Regions from separate parts of the Homo sapiens genome. Here all the other regions are linked to region 4. Evidence: chromatin contacts called from ENCODE Hi-C or POLR2A ChIA-PET data. All regions are on one chromosome and are shown on one strand. The core of a region is the stretch at or near the end of the contact, and the rest is flanking DNA. Distances in the headings are between cores, read along the strand shown. Region 1 has its middle 580 kb from the start of MIR4445. Region 2 has its middle 540 kb from the start of NECTIN3-AS1. Region 3 holds the start of PHLDB2 (pleckstrin homology like domain family B member 2). Region 4 holds the start of NECTIN3 (nectin cell adhesion molecule 3).

Region 1 (2,700 bases), core at 8-2,507, 890 kb after region 4:
GCAACCTCAGGCATAAATGGGTTAATAGGACCCTAGCAGTGATAGTCTTTTACACCACAAAGTATAAAAGCTTGCTCTACTACATGATTCCAATAGGCTTGCATCCATGAGAAACTCTCCCCCTGCGAAAGAGTGTCATGAAGGATTCAGGTCTCTTGCATCCATTTATTTCTCTTCCTTGTTACCATCACCCAATATACCAATGTCATAAACTAACAGTCCCTTAATCTCTACTGAGAGAAGCATTTCTATGCTCTTAGTATAAAAATGAAAATTTATTAAACAATTTCTCTGAAAATATTCAGAAAAAAATATTACCCACAAGCTACTATAATGGTTTCTAAATGATGATTTATAGTGAATTTTAAAATAAAGTTTTCCTATACCCTAGGAAATTCTGTTTTCTCATTCAGATGATTCTTATGTGCAACTAGTTTGCATTTTTAGAAGTTTTAAATCAATAGAACTCCATTTTTCCTAATAAACTCATATATGTTATGTCAGTTAATAAATATAGGATGGAGTGCATGGCTTTGCAAAGCAGTGGAGGAAGAGACAGAAGACCCAGAGTTATTTGTTTTACCTTTTATGTGCAATTTGGAAGGCAGAGAAGTAACATGTGACCCTGAGGGATGAAAAATATAGCCCAGCTTCATGGTTTCCAAATTAACATACCAAGAAATCCAGCTGTACTTTTTTGCATCGCTTTGGATTCTATGAATTGCATTCATTTTTTTATAGTAGTCATCTTATTTTTTTTCTGGAGTTACGTCTTTCTGATTCTCACAACTGAAGAGCCACTACTAGAAGAACATCGGAAAAGTACTTATATTTTAAGAACTTTTATTACTTAACCTATCAGCATGCTTTGCTAGTTTCTGTTTTTCCCAGGTCCTTAAGGCCGAGTTCTCTGATGCCCCTAACAGCTTACTCAAACCCATCTCAGTGCGTCAGTCAGGACTCACAGAAATAGGACAAATCAGATTGGCATTCTTTTACCCTCCCCATCACATGCATTGCATTCATTCTCTCCATGTCCCTATTAACCATAGCTATTAAGAACACACACTATTATAACTAAAATCCCAGATGCAGCTGATGGCTTGCTGTGTTAGGACTGCATCTTGGCTTGTTCACAGCTTGTTTTTATCATTAGGTAATGTTTCTCAGAGCTAGTTGGCGCTGTGACTGTTTATTCATCTGAACTTGGCTGTGCTTTTGGTTTCCTCGTCTCATTTTTGGCCAACAGGCCCTACTCCTCAGCAAAGAGCAGAGACCGGTGTCTCACAACACCACAGATGTGAAATGACTGAAAAACAACACCCTGAGTTGCTGCCACGAGGAATGATATTTAAGTCAAGACACTCCCCAATGAGGGAAGAGACTTTCAGCTGGTATTCTAAATAAAAAGGTATTCTGCCTCTGTAGTGTGAATTTAAAATAACCATCCTAACACCGCAGTTATTACAAAGTGATGGACAAAGCAAGGGAGAACATTATAACAATTATTACTCAGGTAGTAGAGAGAGACATAGAACTGAAGCACCATTCCCACCATCGATAAAGCCACTCTTTTGCTGAGTTTATAAAAGGAAAGAAAGCCAAAGCTTCCATAGAAATTAAATGAAGACGACTCAGACCTGAAAGACTATCTTTAAAAAAAAAAAATAAAAAAGAACATAAAATTTTGAGTCTACAAATAAGGCTCTGAAGTTAGAAACTAGTATTCTTGGAGCATGTTGGAAAATTACTTGAAAGGTCTGAATAAGAAATTCTACACTAATACTGCACGATATCACTTGCGCAGTGACATTGTGTAGAATCTAAAATAGACAAATTCACAGAAGCACAGAGAGGAATGGTGGTTGCCAGAGTTTGGGGTGAGGGGTGGATAATGGGAAGATGTTGGTCAAAGGGTACAAAGTTTCAGTTATCCAGATGAATAAGTTTTGGAGATAAAATGCACAGCATGGTGACTAAAGTTAACAATACAGTGTTATGCACTTGAAAGTTGCTAGGAGAGTACATTGTAAGTGTTCGCACACCTCTACACACACACACACCCCTCCCCATCACACACATAAGTAACTAAATGAGGTGATGGAATTGTTAATTAGCTTGATTATATTGATCATTTCACCGAGAATACATATATACATATATCAAACATCAAGTTGTGCATTTTAAATCTATAATTTCCATTAGTCAATTATACCCCAATACAACTGAAAAAAAAGGAAAAAAGGAAATCTAGAAAAAAAAACAGTTATTTTGATCTCCCTGGAATTAGCTCTTCTTGAAGAGGAAATAGAAACTGACTGGTAGCCCCTTCTTTACCCTTTGTGGCTCTTAAAGTATAATTATGTAAAATGTATAATTATAGGATAGGTTTCATTTAATCCCACAAAAAGCCTTTGTTATTTGCAGTTAAGTCCTGCGTAAAAACAAAACAAACAAGAACCAAAAGACAACAACAAATAAAGACATGGCTAGTCTTGCTACAGCTAAGAACCTAGAAAGGGCGCCTCATCTCTGTCCTTACATTACAATTTTAGTAGTCAGGCTAGAAAAAGTAAATCTGGAAGTAGATCCAGTCCATAAAAGTGCTTGATTTTGTCTGAGATCTTCACTTGACCTACAAATTATCTATCTATCTATCCATCATCTATCTATCTATCTATCTATCTATCTATCTATGTA
Region 2 (2,700 bases), core at 123-2,622, 540 kb after region 4:
AAATCTAAATTCTGTACAGAATTTCTTTCCTTTTCCAGTTCTTTTCCCTGATCCAGGAGAGAATTAAAGGAGTCTGGTATCTTTTTTAAGTCTGATAAGAAACATTTACAATCTTTTCTTTCTCAAGCCTGTTACCTGTAAGCTTCATCGGCATAATAAGAACCTTGGTTTCCACAACCCCTTGTCTTAACCCAGACACTCCCTTCTATGGATTCCAGGTCTTTAGATAAACTTTTTCAACCAATTGCCAATTGGAAAATCTCTGAATCCACCTATGACCTGGAAGCCCACACTTTGAGTTGTTTTGTCTTTTCAGACAGAACCAATGTACATCTTACATGTACTGATTGATGTCTTATGTCTCCCTAAAATGTATAAAACTAAGCTGTAGCTAGACCACCTTGGCACATACCATCAGGAACTCCTGAGGGTGTGTCATGGGCATGTCCTTAACCTTGGCAAAATAAACTAAACTGATTAAGACTTGTCTCAGATAATTTTTGGTTTATACCTTCATAAAGGAAGTGAAGCTTGGGCTTGTGTTGAAGAAAAGAATAGGAGAGAAAGCATCTGCCGACATGTACCTGTGAGAACCTTGCAAGAATTACAGACACTTTTAATGACAAAACCAGGCATCTGCATTGGGAGGAGTGGTAAGGAAGAAGGAGGCTGGATAAAGGAGCTAGAAGCCATGCTGGGAGGGTCCTATTAGGCCACACTCAGGACTTTGGAATCTGCAGTACGTGGAGTGGAAACACTGAAGGATATAATCAGTTATGTACAGAATAAAGAATGTTCTGAGCCAAGCTCGGTATGCACTGTTTTACCAATAAACAGATAAAAAAGAAGAGGAATATGTGTCATCTCCCATTTCACAACCCCTAAGACTATGTCAAATGACTAGGTTACAGTCTAGGTGGAAAGCTTTGTGTGAGCTCCTTTACTTCAGGTCAAATTATACATCTCAATGACTGAATACCACATCTCAATAACATGTAATTTCTCACAAGCACCACATTTTGTGAAGTAACTGGAAGAATATGATTCAAGATTGTTTCCAGAGAAGAATGAAAGAAAATAGTAGTGTTCCTGTGTAATGTTAACCATGGGACAGCTCAACCCATAGCTCCTTTATTTAGCTTGGTAAATTAAATGAATCTCTAAATACTTTAATTACTTCCCCCATTGCCTTTCTTCCTCCACAGTGCAAACTCTGTGCCATTCACTTGTTAAAGCCTCTTTTGAAACTCATTTCTCACATTTCCCCAAAGATCCATAAGCTTTCTATATGGAAGTGAAAAGAAGCAGTGAGGCATATAGTCAGTGATACTTAAAACTGGATGAGTCACCCCCAGGGAATGTCTGGGAGGTGTTTGAGGGCTTAAACATGTGCCAGAGCCCACAGTCTTACAAGTATTCAAGCAGACCAGATTCTGACTGAATAATGCCATAATTTCTAAGATTCTAAATTCTAAGATTCTTTCCAGTGTCATATTGTCAGATACCTGAGAACCCAATTGACTTACTAATATTTATAAACATACACCATCATCAAAGGGAAAATATCTGGCTAAATCTGGGAGATGACATTGCGCTTGCAGAATTGTATGACCTATAATCATATAGTACTCTTCTGAGCAATGAAGGATTAAACAATTTGCAGGTGCTATGTCTCCATGTACACTAAGTCTTGCTCTAATATTCTTCAGAAAAACCAGGACCACTCAGTCAAGGCTATAAGTGATATCTGGGTTACCTATATAGAGAGACATTATGTCTCCTTTCAAAAATTACAATTTTCTATATGAAATTTTAACTTCAGAAACAGGTAGGAAAACTGTAATTATCATCAAAAACTTTATTTCATACATTTATCTACAAAAAGATACTTTCTTTTCCTTCTTAATTTATATCCAGTCCAGCAGGAAATTCAGATATCAGAAGCAAAATGACATTCATTTTATTACCCACATCTTCTTAGCTGGGATCATGTAGGGCTTTACAATTATCATTTAATTATGACCAAAGAAAGGCACACTTTTGGGAAGATTAAAGGTTCTGGCATGGTACTTTAGAGAAGGTGATTATCAGGGAAACTTAGCAAGTATATATTAGAGACAAATTTGATTGATGACAGATATAGAAAATGAATGACACAGGATGAAATGAAAGACCACTGAATTAGAGAAGGCATTCTATAGTCCATGGTGTTATATATTGTCAGGCTGAGAGATGTTTTTAAGATGAAACATGAGCACTTTGTCTTCAAATATAAGTTATATTAGTCTGTTTTCACTCTGCTGATAAAGACATACCCGAGACTGTGGAATTTACAAAAGAAAGAGATTTAATTGGACTTACAGTTCCACATGGCTGGGGAGGCCTCACAATCATGGCAGAAGGCAAGGAGGAGCAAGTCACATCTTACTCGGATGGCAGCAAGCAAAAAACCAGAGCTTGTGCAGAGAAACTCCCGTTTTTTAAAACCATCAGATCTTGTGAGACCCATTTACTATCACGAGAACAGCACAGGAAAGACCTGACGCCATGATTCAATGATATCCCACCAGGTCCCTCCCACAACACGTGGGAATTATGGGAGCTAAAAGATGAGATTTGGGAGGGGACACAGAGCCAAGCCATATCATTCTGCTCCTCACCCCTCCCAAATCTCATATTTTTACATTTCAAAATTAATCA
Region 3 (2,700 bases), core at 154-2,653, 790 kb before region 4:
TAAGAAAGGTAAGTGAGGAACCGCGAAGCAGTTTGACTTCTCAAGCTCTTTCAAACAGGAAACCCCAACCCTGGGAGGGACAGCCTGTCAGCCTTTTAATTTCCTGGTGGTGGCGGGAGTTAGCCAGGTCCTCGGCGCTTTAATAAGTGATGACTGCTAGGGCTAAGTTATTAAGCGAACCAGCAAACGATTCAGCTGCGCCTCCGCCGCGCAGGGAGCTGGAGAAACAGAGGGTTAAAATACTCCCCAAGCCTTCCAGCTGCTATCTCTAGGGGTGCCGAGACGGCCACACTGTAAACTTTCAGTGGGGGGTCAAAGGCCAAATCGAAATCAGCCGCTTTTGGCGGTTAAAGCTCGTAGGTTCACTCTTGAAAGAAAGTGGAACTAGAAGCGCAGCTAGCCAAATATTTGCGGGGAGGGAGTCTTCTCTGAATCCCGCGCCCTACACCATCCAGCAGCGGACCTTCTCTTTCTCAGGGAGCTATCCCAAGGATCCCCATCCCTCTCTCCATGTGCATTCCAGAGTTGCTGGAAAAAGTTGCCCCCAGTTCCCCCACATTCTGCCTGTTTTCTACAATCACTCTGGAAGCATCTTCCCTACCAGACACTCCCTCCCCGGGATCCCCTCAACCGGAGATCTACCCAGCCCCCCGAGAGTCATGCACAACGGGGTTCGCCACCCCCACCCACCCAGCTGCGCAGCCTGGGCACTGCCGACCCCAGCCCGGGCTTTTGTCCCTACAGCCTGTAAAGAAGCAAAGAAACTCTGTGTCCCCGGAGCCCACTCACCGTCTCATCTTTCCTCCAAACCGCCGCTCTACGCTGGCGCCGCCGCCCTAGCGCCTAGCCTTTGCCCCCGCCCACCCTGTCTCCCTCCGTGAGCCCGCCGGCCCCTCCTGACTCGCGGTGAGCAGTCAGCGCGCCCCTCCTCGGCCCGGGCAGCCACTGCCTCCTCTCCGCCCCCAACCCTCCGCAGCGCAACCGGCGGCAACCAACTCGGCCGCGGGGGAGGCAGCGTCCCCGGGACGCACTCCTGGCACACGGAGTCGGCACCACCCCCTCCTCCCGGGCGACCACCGCCGCCTCCTCACCTGGCCATTGGTGCAGCCCGTTCCCGGCGGCGAGAGAAGGCAGGCGCGCTCCTTGCGCCACGCCACACCGTCGGGCCCCCGTCGGGTCCCCCTCGGGCCGCAATGGTGGGCTCCGCGCGGCTGGGTCCGGCACTCTTGACCCCCTTTGTAACCACCGCGGCGGGCACCCAGGGAGTTCGAGCAACGAAGTTGGTGACCTGCCCCGCTCCCAGGCAGTTTGCTGTTGGGGCTTTCACGGCTGCTGGAAGGGCATGGCTGTTTGCCCCATCACTGGGCGCCAGCTTCTCAAAGCTACGTTCGCAGCAACGCAGTAGGGACTTTCGTGGCAGGCTTTTTTTAAGAGCTGAAAGAAGGGCGGGAGGGTTTACGTCCTAGGGTGATGATTTCCTCACCAGACAGCGAAGTATCTATTGGGAAACTCCAGGTGACCGCACCTCCTTCCGACAGTTCGCCCCGGGGCAAGTTTACCAGCTGCGTCAGAAAGCAGGTTTGCAAAATCCTTGGAGAACGGCCTGAGCTAAGGACTGGGGTCAGGAGGGTTTTAAACTCATTCTGATTTTCTTGCAATCATATCTCTTGAAAGTTTTTATATTTTCCCCAATATTTTTCTGAGTTGCTATATCCAATGAAAACAATGCTGATGTAGAGGTCCACCAGCCAATGCTTTATTGGAAGTCAACGAATGAGACCGAGGGTGGCCCATAATCAATCTCGGCACGCGGGAATGTGAACCTCTTCCAAGGTCTGGGCGAGTCCCTAGAGTTACGCAGATGAAGGACATTGGCCCTCGAGAATCTCACACCAGCAAAGAAGAGCACAACGAAGCGCAAACTACTTATGATCATTGTGGCTTTGGGCAAGTTGTTGTAGCTCCCAGCAACAATTTCTTCACCTGGAGTGCAGCAATAAATGATACTGGTGCTGCAGGGCAGCTAATAAGCTTCTGAATAATATATGCAAAGTACTTGGCACCATGAGCAGAACTCAGTATACCGTCACTGAAGAAATAGCTTATTTAATGATTACACTTTTCATATGTGCAAGTAAAAGTTTGACTTTTAGGGAGAGCCTCACCTACGGAATGTCTTTTTTAAATTTCTTTTTTAATTATACTTTAAGTTCTGGGATACATGTGCAGAACGTGCAGGTTTGTTACACAGGTATACATGTGCCATGGTGGTTTGCAGCACCCATCAACCCTTCATCTAGGTTTTAAGCTCCGCATGCATTAGTTATTTGTCCTAATGCTCTCCCTCCCCTTGTCCCCCACCCCCCAACAGGCCTCAGGGTGTGATGTTCCCCTCCCTGGGTCCATATGTTCTCATTGTTCAACTCCCACTTATGATGAGAACATGCAGTGTTTGGTTTTCTGTTCCTGTGTTAGTTTGCTGAGAATGATGGTTTCCAGCATCATCCACGTCCCTGCAAAGGACATGAATTCATTCTTTTTTATGGCTGCATGGTATTCCATGGTGTATATGTGCCACATTTTCTTCATCCAGTCTATCATTGATGGGCACTTGGGTTGGTTCCAAGTCTTTGTTATTGTGAACAGTGCTGCAATAAACATACGTTTGTATGTGTCTTTATAGTAGAATGATTTATAATT
Region 4 (2,700 bases), core at 186-2,685:
CGGTTTTATGAAATACTGAAAACCAATCTTTGACCAAGCTTAAGTTCTGCCCCTCTACTTTTCTTACCAAGAGCCCTCAAATAAATAACTACTCGCAGTGTTCTGATACTCCTCCTCCCACCAAAGACTGGTGTCCTTATTTTCCCAAATCGCTGCCTCCCATTAATTACCACTTAAGTCCATTTCTCTTGCATGAGGCAGACTTTTTTTTTTTTTTTTTTTTTAGCACAGTCCTTAATAAGCAGGCTTCTAGTCTGGCATACCTGGGAAGAAAACTCAGAGACTAACTCCCAAATATGACAGGAAAACAGTAACATAACACGAGGGTCAAGAGATGGGAAACAGGCGCGTGACTGTTTTGGTTAGAACAGCCGGGGCACACAGTCCATGAAATCAGGTATTTAACACGTAAATCTTGTTCCTGCGGTTTGGTAAAATAAGCACGGGCAGTGTGAGAGACGTCCCACAAGCTGGAGGGCAGGGACGAGGGTCAATCTAGAGAGCTCCAGAAGCTGTCAGGGCAGAGCCGGGGGAGTGGGCACAAGACAGAAGAAAACTAGCTGTAGGGGATTCTGCGGCTGGGTGGGCTAAAATGGTGCCTTCTCCAGGGTGGAAGGCCATGAGAAGTGGACCCGGAGGCTTCATTCCATCGGGCTCCGGTCCCTAGGGTTTCTGGGCTCACAGCTCAAGTTTCACCGGGAAAAAAAGCGGCAAACGTGCATCCCGGCACCTTAACCTACGAGGGTTCCCAGAGAATGAGCGAGGAAGTAACGGTCCCCGGAGCAAACCCGGAGTTCGGCGCACGAAGCACCATCGCCAACCCTCGGCCATCCGCACGGCGACCCGCGCGGCCGCGGGGGAGGGCAGCGGGCCGCCGGCTCAGCATTCGCTGGCCTGGCCCTTCCAGGGCCTCGCCCCGGGCGCGGCGAAAAGTTTCCAGCCAAAGTCCTCGGCACTCGCTCGCACAACCAACCGCCTCGCTGCTCCAGAGAACGGCTGGCAGAGCCGGCCGCGGCGCCCGCACCCTCAGTGGCGGCTCCCTCAGCCCACGCCGGCCGCCGAGGTTCACCTACCACAGAGCCTGGAGAAGAGCAGCAGCGGGAAGAGCAGCAGCAGCAGCGGAGGTGGCGTCGGGGGCTGCAGCAGGAGCCCGGCTCCGAGGAGAGAAGCGGAGGAAAGTTGTGCTTTGCCGCCTCCAGGACACAGCGGGGACGGCCGCAGGGTCCGCGCCATCCCCCACCCTCCCCCCGGCCCGCTCGCCCGCCCGCCCCCCGGCTCCCCCGGCCCCGGCGCCTCAGGCTCTGGGCGGAGGCTGTGGAAGGTCCGGCGCGCGCGTCCCCAGCTCCCAGCTCTAGCGCCGTCGCTGCCGGCTGACACTTGGCCGAACGCTGGCGGCTGCCTCGACACCGCCGTCGCCGACGCCACTGCCGAGGCTGAAGCGGGAGCCGCCCGCCGCCGCCGCCACTCCCCTCCCCTCGGCACCCGCCCGCGTCGAACTCCTGGGAACTCGGAACGCACCACCCCGCCCCACGCAAGAGGGGGAAAAGAAACCGACTCTCAGAGCGGGCGCCCGACTCGCCCGCCCTCCCCGCGCAACTCCACCTCCCGTCTGATCCCCGGGCGCAAGCCCTGTCTCCTCCCACCCCGCCCTCCTACACATGCTCCTCCCCTTTCAAAAAAAAATATTCTTTTCATCCACTTTGATAACGGGGTTTCTCCCACAGCAGAGATTTAAAAGGGACAGGAAAATCTGGAATAGGTTAGTCGGCCCCGCCCCTCGTTCCTGCCTGGTTTCCCCCCTTCCCTGCCTTTCCAATGGTCTCGCCCACTCCACCCCTCGCGGGTCCACGGGGGCCCCGGCGCCGACTGAGGCGAGGGCTGCGGGACAATCACGCTCGGCCTTCTCCTCTCCCGGGCGGCGCTCTCCCTGTGGCGGGGACCTGGGACGAGGGGGTGGGGTGGGGAGGGGAAGGCAGGAGGGGGCTGCCCTTCCGTTGCCCATGCTAAAGGTTCCTGTGTAGGAAGCTGGACGCAGCCTGCTGGACTAGTAATCTTCCTCCTCGCTGGGGCGCGGGGCACTGAAGGGAGGGAGAGACTTTCTCCTCCTTCCTGTTCCCCGGGACAGCTGTGCTCTCCGAATCCTTCCCTTCTTCCCAGCCCACTTATTCCCCGCTCGCCAAGGCACGTTTGCACAGGCATTTTTCCTGCTCTTTTTTCTGGGAGGGCAGCTTGGTAGAATGGTCGGCGGAGCTGGGCGAGGAGAGGGGTCTTCAGAAGGTTTGCTTTCTTGCTCTTGCTTCTCACTGGCCGCTGGGCTGTCCACTTTCCGCGCCGGGCGACTGGCAACAGGAGGCCATGGATTTCCCCCAACGAGTGCGTTGGTGTTTTTCTTTGGTTTTGTTTCCTTTGCATGTTCGTATGTGTAGTTTTATTTTCTTGCCTGTTTTCGTTTGATGGCAGAGAGGCGACCTCGGGAAGTATTAAACATTTGCCCGTATAAGAAGAGCGTCTGTGGTCCACCATGACCCTCGCTCATCCCAGGTGGCTCTCCGCCCTGCCCTCTCCATCCTCCCGCCTCGCACAGTACCGGCAGCTTGACCTTGGAGCCACTGCCACATTGGTTCCGCGGGGGGAGTAGGAGGGTGGACAATTTGGACTGTCCAGCGTAGGGGGTGAATTGAAGGCAGAGGACACCAGTCC

The links. A loop is a pair of places that touch in the nucleus more often than their neighbours do. ChIA-PET counts read pairs that join two places held with the same protein, here RNA polymerase II (POLR2A). Pooled maps may share reads with other maps.
Region 1: a map of IMR-90 shows a loop between it and region 4 (2.8-fold over the local background). The contact joins the enhancer-like site here to the promoter of NECTIN3 in region 4. A Hi-C loop is called at or near these places in 1 of 168 maps with a recorded cell type or tissue (IMR-90) and 5 of 50 pooled maps. POLR2A ChIA-PET finds 5 or more read pairs at or near these places in 1 of 52 experiments (MCF 10A).
Region 2: a loop to region 4 is called in a map of PC-3, with 5 times the contacts of the local background. The contact joins the enhancer-like site here to the promoter of NECTIN3 in region 4. A Hi-C loop is called at or near these places in 5 of 168 maps with a recorded cell type or tissue (IMR-90, MCF 10A, PC-3 and 2 more) and 3 of 50 pooled maps. POLR2A ChIA-PET finds 5 or more read pairs at or near these places in 5 of 52 experiments (AG04450, BJ, CD8-positive, alpha-beta memory T cell and 2 more).
Region 3: a loop to region 4 is called in a map of CD4-positive, alpha-beta memory T cell, with 11 times the contacts of the local background. The contact joins the promoter of PHLDB2 here to the promoter of NECTIN3 in region 4. A Hi-C loop is called at or near these places in 1 of 168 maps with a recorded cell type or tissue (CD4-positive, alpha-beta memory T cell) and 9 of 50 pooled maps. POLR2A ChIA-PET finds 5 or more read pairs at or near these places in 1 of 52 experiments (activated T-cell).

The regions. Positions count from the first base shown.
Region 1 is chr3:110,179,398-110,182,097 of GRCh38, reverse strand. No RefSeq gene overlaps it. Among named protein-coding and RNA genes, the nearest start is that of MIR4445, 580 kb to the right of the region's middle. Within about 2 kb of position 1,257, at least 4 of the 41 ENCODE cell types and tissues checked have a DNase peak (open chromatin) inside an H3K27ac peak, as active enhancers do.
Region 2 is chr3:110,525,588-110,528,287 of GRCh38, reverse strand. No RefSeq gene overlaps it. Among named protein-coding and RNA genes, the nearest start is that of NECTIN3-AS1, 540 kb to the left of the region's middle. Within about 2 kb of position 1,372, at least 6 of the 41 ENCODE cell types and tissues checked have a DNase peak (open chromatin) inside an H3K27ac peak, as active enhancers do; they include IMR-90, PC-3 and endothelial cell of umbilical vein, where a contact is called at or near this core.
Region 3 is chr3:111,857,968-111,860,667 of GRCh38, reverse strand. PHLDB2 (pleckstrin homology like domain family B member 2) reads right to left here and starts at 1,403. Exons shown (of 18, transcript NM_001134438.2): 1 at 1,092-1,403. It overlaps LOC105374040 (a long non-coding RNA gene), which reads left to right. Exons shown (of 4, transcript XR_924333.4): 1 at 1-8. RefSeq lists enhancers at 1-79, 410-994, 995-1,581 and a silencer at 886-945.
Region 4 is chr3:111,070,551-111,073,250 of GRCh38, reverse strand. It overlaps NECTIN3 (nectin cell adhesion molecule 3), which reads right to left and starts at 1,435. Exons shown (of 6, transcript NM_015480.3): 1 at 1,074-1,435. The coding sequence starts at 1,233. LOC151760 (putative uncharacterized protein LOC151760) reads left to right here and starts at 1,485. Exons shown (of 4, transcript XR_007096272.1): 1 at 1,485-1,759. RefSeq lists a silencer at 1,608-1,707.